Linked DNA regions of Homo sapiens: region 2 is linked to region 1. Evidence: chromatin loops called from intact Hi-C (ENCODE). Cell type or tissue: endothelial cell of umbilical vein. All regions are shown on one strand. Links, peaks and the distances in the headings refer to the core of each region. The heading gives the core; the rest is flanking DNA.

Region 1 (2,919 bases), core at 206-2,705:
AAATGTGTATATGTATGTGTAGGGGTGGAATATGGGAAAAATGCTAACAAGCAACAGAATGCAAATGCTTGGAGGCAGACCCAAGAATCGAAAGAAATTGAGATGTCTGGGTCTCCTATTTGAGAGTTTGGGTATGGAAAGGATGTATTGAGTAGGGACCAGATCATGCAAGCTTTCCAAGCCACATTCTAAAGACTGAATTTTATCCTAAGATAATTGGGAAACCATTGAAGAGTGTTAAATAGGGTGATATTGTTAGATTTGCATTTTATTTTGTGAGTAAGTGGTTAGTTTTCTTTTTAACAGCTTCATTGTGGTATACTTTGCATAAAATAAACTGCACATATTTAAAGTGTACAATTTGATAAATGTTCACATATGTATATACCTCTGAAACATTCTTTTCCTGCTTCAGATTGCTAATACATTCTCACTTTAAGTTATATTTGTTGTTTATTTAAGCTCTTGCTCTATAAGTTCCAGTCAACGTTTGTTGTCTTTAGGAGACAGTTATATTACCCTGGGAAATCATGTTTCTGTTTTAATCTACCCTGCCTGGTAATGTGTTTTAAGCAGGAGCTGAATCCCTCCATGTGAGTTTAAGAACAGAGAAGGAATAAACCCCAGAGCTGGATGCTCCAGATACCACAGAATTCGATAGGCTACTATTTTTGGTACCACTCTGCCGGGCAACTCCTGTGGGCAATAGTCACCTAGATTAAAATCTGCCATCCCAGGGAGTTTGATGTGGAAGAGGTGGATGAGTGGATGTTAAATATCAGCTGGCCAGTCCTGTTTTCATCAACCCTCATCCCAACAGGGTTTTTGCAGTACATTTATGCACCCTGACAACACTAGCAGCCTGCGTTGATGCTGCCAGTTTCAATTGCAAAGGGACCAGCAAGGATTCATTTAAAGCCAGGCAGTGAAGAGGAAAAGGCAGAACCCAAAGGCTTTCCTCCACTATCCCCTCTGCCTGCTGCACATGCCCAGCTGTCTGCCCCAGCCTGCCACCGCTCATTCCTCACACTCCTACGCTAGACAGCCTTCTGTCTCTCCAGGGCATTCTCACCCTTTTGGGTGTCACTGATAATTTCCTCAGAGCTTTGATTGCATCTGCTTCTGGAGCTATCTGCAGTAAATTTAGGGGAAGGGAACCAGCAGCCCATTCTCGTATACCACCTTAACAGAAAGAGGAAGAGGCCTGAACATGTTCCTTATAGACACAATGCACCTCTGAGTCTACTTCCCCCATAAGAGTGGTAGGGAAGGCCGCCCACGGAGGCCTAGTCAAGAACCAGCACTTCTTACAGGAGAAGAAAAGATATTAAATGCTAGCCTTCCATTTTCCTCTCAAAGTAAACCTAAGTTAAATCTTTAAGGTAATGACTCAGAAACTCTGAAAAGCGTTTAATAATAGCTCTTGATGATTCATATGAATATTTTACTCTAAAGATGCTTATCTTGGAGGAATGTTGGTGTGAAACTTTCAATCCTAGGAAGTATGAGTACTTATTGTTTTGTGAAGTGATTATGATAATAGTAATTAATAACTGTGTTTCTCTATGCACTGCCAAAGAATTGGGCATTGCAAAAACACTCTAGAATAAAGTGATAAATAGATGGAGTAGCTAAAGACATTAATTAAGCTGCTTAAAATAAAGTACTGTTTCGTTCCTTTTTAACCCCAGTGTCTACAAACTTTACAAAAGAATCATTGAACTAATTGCTTGGGTAAATCCCAAGATTATAATTTGCAGAATTCTATTATTAGATAAAAATAAAACTCCAAGATTCTAAAATGCATTTGATATCAATGCTTAAGTTTGAGGCCAAACCTCTTCTAAATGATAGAGGGTTCTTCACCTGGCAATCTCGGCCTGGCCTGCTGCCAAGTGGCTGTGTGACCTAGGCCAAGTCACTTATCTCTCTGGGCCTCAGCTTCCTCATCCATTTCAGTTCACTGAAACAGACCTCTGGGCTAGTCCGCCATTCTCTTCACTGTCATGAAACCTATCCTTTCTGATATATTGCATGCTTTAGCAGACCCATCCCTGGAAAACTGTATGTAAAGACTGCTTTGGTATATCAAACTTAATTTTTCCCATGGGCTTAGGCCAGAGTTTTCTGAGGAGTGCCTCACACACTGGTGAACCACGAAAGTGACAGATGGCAGCATCATTGGTGCCCTCAGTTTTCAGGGTGGTTAGGCTGGAGTCCCCAGGACAACTCAGGATCTGAAGTAACCTCAGATACAAATACAATTTTTATGAGTGCTTGGATGTGAACATTTTTGGAAAGCCCTGTCTTCAGTTTATGAAGTAAGAGAAACACCCCCCACAGGAAGAGAAATTAAGAAGTCACAGAATGATACTTAAGATTTCAGCAAAACTTAAACAAACATGTGCAAACAAGCAGTACATTTAAATAAAAACTTTCAGATGAAATAGGGATAATCCTAAATATATGCTATAGTAATTCAGAAGAAAAGCCTATAAGAACCCTAGTAACTTTCATGGCAGATGTGGGAGAACTAGACAGGAGTTTTTCCCACTTATCTCTGAGTATGGCTGACATGAAAAAAGCTATCATGTTCCAAAAAACTTTTATAGAAACAAAGTCTACCTTTTTTTGTCCCTTTTATCACCTCATGGCACCTCTTTCTCTCCCTTTTAAAAATAGTCTGGTCCATTTCAGAGCACACAAGATGACTGGCTTTGGGTCTGGAGAGAGAAGGTCTTCTCTCAAATCCAATAACCAACAGTATAATACTGACAAGTTACTTTAAAGGAAGAAATAAAAATTCCTATAAAAATGTTTACCTTGTCCATTTCTAAATACAAATTTTGGGGTGACTTAAGATAAAAATAATAATTTTTTCAGCGTAATTATGGGATCTTCTTTTTCTTTGTTTCAAGT
Region 2 (2,919 bases), core at 300-2,799, 52 kb before region 1:
CAATATGTTTTAGCCTTAGGGCCAAAATTCTTTTGCCCCTAGTATTTGTCTTACTTCCTGAGAGCTTTTGCTCAAATGACACTTCCTCAGAAGGATTTTCCTGTCCGCCTCACCCTGCTTTTTCTTCATTGCACTTAGAACCATCTGATATCTTATGTGTATATGTGTATATATACATACGTTTATATAAACACATCTGTGTGTATATCTGTGTATTATATATATATACACACACAAGGGCAGGACTTTGCCTAACTTGTTTACTGCTATATTCCCAGTTCCTTGAAGGGTACCTGGCACATAATAGACATTGAGGCATTATTTGTTGAATACTGTTAAATGTTTAGGGTGGAGATATTGTGCCTTTTCTTCCCCCTTTTTTTCTAAATCCCAGAATGACAATGTTTGTAAAATCAATGATTTAAAAGCACATTTTCCTGCAGGTGATCTTAATGTGTAACTCTTTGTAATCTTTTGTAACTTTTTTGACAGATCAGCCATGCAGAAGCTGGGGACAGAAGTATTTGAAGAGGTCTATAATTACCTCAAGAGAGCAAGGCATCAGAATGCTAGCGAAGCAGAGATCCGCGAGTGTTTGGAAAAAGTGGTGCCTCAAGCCAGCGACTGTTTTGAAGTGGACCAGCTCCTGTACTTTGAAGAGCAGTTGCTGATCACGATGGGAAAAGAACCTACTCTCCAGAACCATCTCTAGGCAACTATCAAAAAGAAGCAGAAGTTCAAGTGGACAAATTTATGTGAAAATTCATTTAACATATAAGCTGAACTCTATTATGGGGAATGGATACAAAAGCAGAGCTCCCATCTTGACTTTCAATTCCTCATCAGAAGTACTGGCTTCTTTAGAGAGTAGTAAGCATGGCTGCCTATGCTTGGAGTCATAAGTGTTATTTGGACTATACCCTGAGATAAGCTTATAGATCAAGTTTGGCTCCCTTGAAAAGCATTTCTCTCATGTGCGCCCTCAGGGCTTCCAGCAGGATTGAGTCACCCTGACGATGACCGGGGAGAAGCCGTGTGCTCTTCATTATTTTCAGCTGGAGGACAGAGCTCAGTGCCTGACTGCCTAGGGTCTCATGGACTGTAGGCAGCCTGCCAGTGAAGGTCACTGGACTCTAGCCTACAACATGCTGAGCTACAGCCCAGAAGCCAGACATGCCTGTCTTAGCTGACCTGTTTTTGGTCCACTTTTGCCCTTCCATGACTAATAAGGAAGATATGTGTGTATTTCATACACACACAAGGACCTGGATTAAAAATCCAAAAAGTGATTCTCTTCTATGATTTATTTCAAACTCATCCATAGATAATTCAAGATTTGTATTCAAAATAAACATAGTTTTCACAGTTACAAAATAAATCACCTATTTTATCTTTTCCTTATGTAAAACTTTCTTATTGAATGTAACATATCCATCCTTTGATAATTATTACTTAGAGCCAGTAATATTTGGTTAATTTGGTGCCTGTTGGGTACTAGTACTGTGCTTAGTAGTTTAAGGGCCTTCATTGGATCTTTTCACTAACTTGAGAGAGATAGAGTGAAAGAGAGAGAAAGAGAGAGAGAGAGACAACAGAGAAAGAGAGATGCTCAGGTTAGGTAATTTGCTTAGTCACTCAGCTGCAAGAAGCAGAGTTGGCATTTGAAACTAGGTCTGTCGCATTCCAGAATCCATACTCTTAACCAGTGTCTATCAGAATTTTCAACCATGGAACTATATTAGATTTGCTTGTGAAGCTTTTTAAACATAGACACATTTAAATATACTGTTAATGAAAAAATTATTGACACTTATTGAAATGGCAAAAAGACTGTAATCAGGACTATTTTGATAGGTATCAACAATATTGCAATATGGGAGAGGCATTGGGCTCAACTCTGAAGTTTCTTTGCTGAAGCAAAGAAAACTAGAGATTAATAGCCAATTAGCAGGATACGGGCCTTGGTGGATGGAAAATTTCTAAAAGGAGTATTCAAAGGTTGGGGGTTGTATTCATCTGTTTAGTGTTGCCATAAAAGAATACCAGAAGCTGAGTAATTTATAAAGAAAAGAAGTTTATGTAGCTCACGGTTTTGTAGGCTGAGAAGTTCAACGGCATGGCCCTGGCTTCTGGCAAAAGCTGTTGTGTTCCATCACAACACGGCAATGAAGGGGAAGTGGACAAGTAGGAAGACAGAGAAACCTGAGGGGTGTCCTGGCATTATAACACCCACCCTTTGGGGAAATAATCCATTCCTTCAAGAAACAATCCAGCCTAGAGAGCAAGAACTCCAGAGCAGTAGCAAGCTATTTTTCAGGGTGCTCCCCCATAATCCAAACATTTTCCACTAGGCCCCACCTCCCAACATCACCACTTTGGGGATCAAATTTCAACATAAGTTTTGGAGCAGGCAAATATTCACACCATAGCAGGGAGATTCCTGCTAAACTGACTTAAGATTCCCACTGGAGGAAGGCCAGGGTCATCAGAGATTGAGGGCAGGTGATGAGGAATTTGATCAGATACTGAGGGTGATCAGCTATCAAATGTGGGGTATTCTCAATAAACTGACTTTACCAGAATTCTTGCTAAAACTGGGTTTGGCAGGCTGAAGACAGAGCCAAGAATGAGGCCTCATAAAAAAGAGGGCTCAAAAGAGCCTGTCTAAAGTTTGGTCGAGGAGATAATCTTTGTCAATACCAAGACCCACCCCACTCCCTTCTCTGGGAAGACAAGGGGCTAAAACATATCTATTGTTTCAGAACTGTCTGGGTGAATTTGATGCCCACAGTACTGTTATTCACTTTTCAGCCTCCTGCTGATGACTGAGGAAACTAAGAGAGTTTCTTTATCTTACTAACTTGTTTTCAGTGGTGCTGTGCTTCCTGCATGATGCACTCTTTTAGACCAGTGATTCCC

What was found. Peaks named below come from ENCODE experiments on the same cell type or tissue, not always from the same donor. Only the 100,000 strongest peaks of a DNase experiment are listed, where the experiment ranks them.
Region 2: it touches region 1 in a loop (6-fold over the local background); 3 of 110 quality-filtered maps call a loop at or near these places.

Annotation. Positions count from the first base shown.
Region 1 is chr3:131,401,523-131,404,441 of GRCh38, forward strand. LOC107986025 (a long non-coding RNA gene) reads right to left here. Exons shown (of 3, transcript XR_001740496.3): 3 at 251-2,919. Among named protein-coding and RNA genes, the nearest start is that of NUDT16, 21 kb to the left of the region's middle. In endothelial cell of umbilical vein, for the core only: no CTCF peak of the experiment used is centred there; a DNase peak (open chromatin) is centred at 1,449; H3K27ac peaks cover 1,084 bases.
Region 2 is chr3:131,349,065-131,351,983 of GRCh38, forward strand. NEK11 (NIMA related kinase 11) reads left to right here. Exons shown (of 18, transcript NM_024800.5): 18 at 493-1,401. The coding sequence ends at 712. The region is part of intron 2 of NUDT16-DT (NUDT16 divergent transcript); the gene reads right to left. Among named protein-coding and RNA genes, the nearest start is that of NUDT16-DT, 31 kb to the right of the region's middle. In endothelial cell of umbilical vein, for the core only: no CTCF peak of the experiment used is centred there; no DNase peak of the experiment used is centred there; H3K27ac peaks cover 1,377 bases.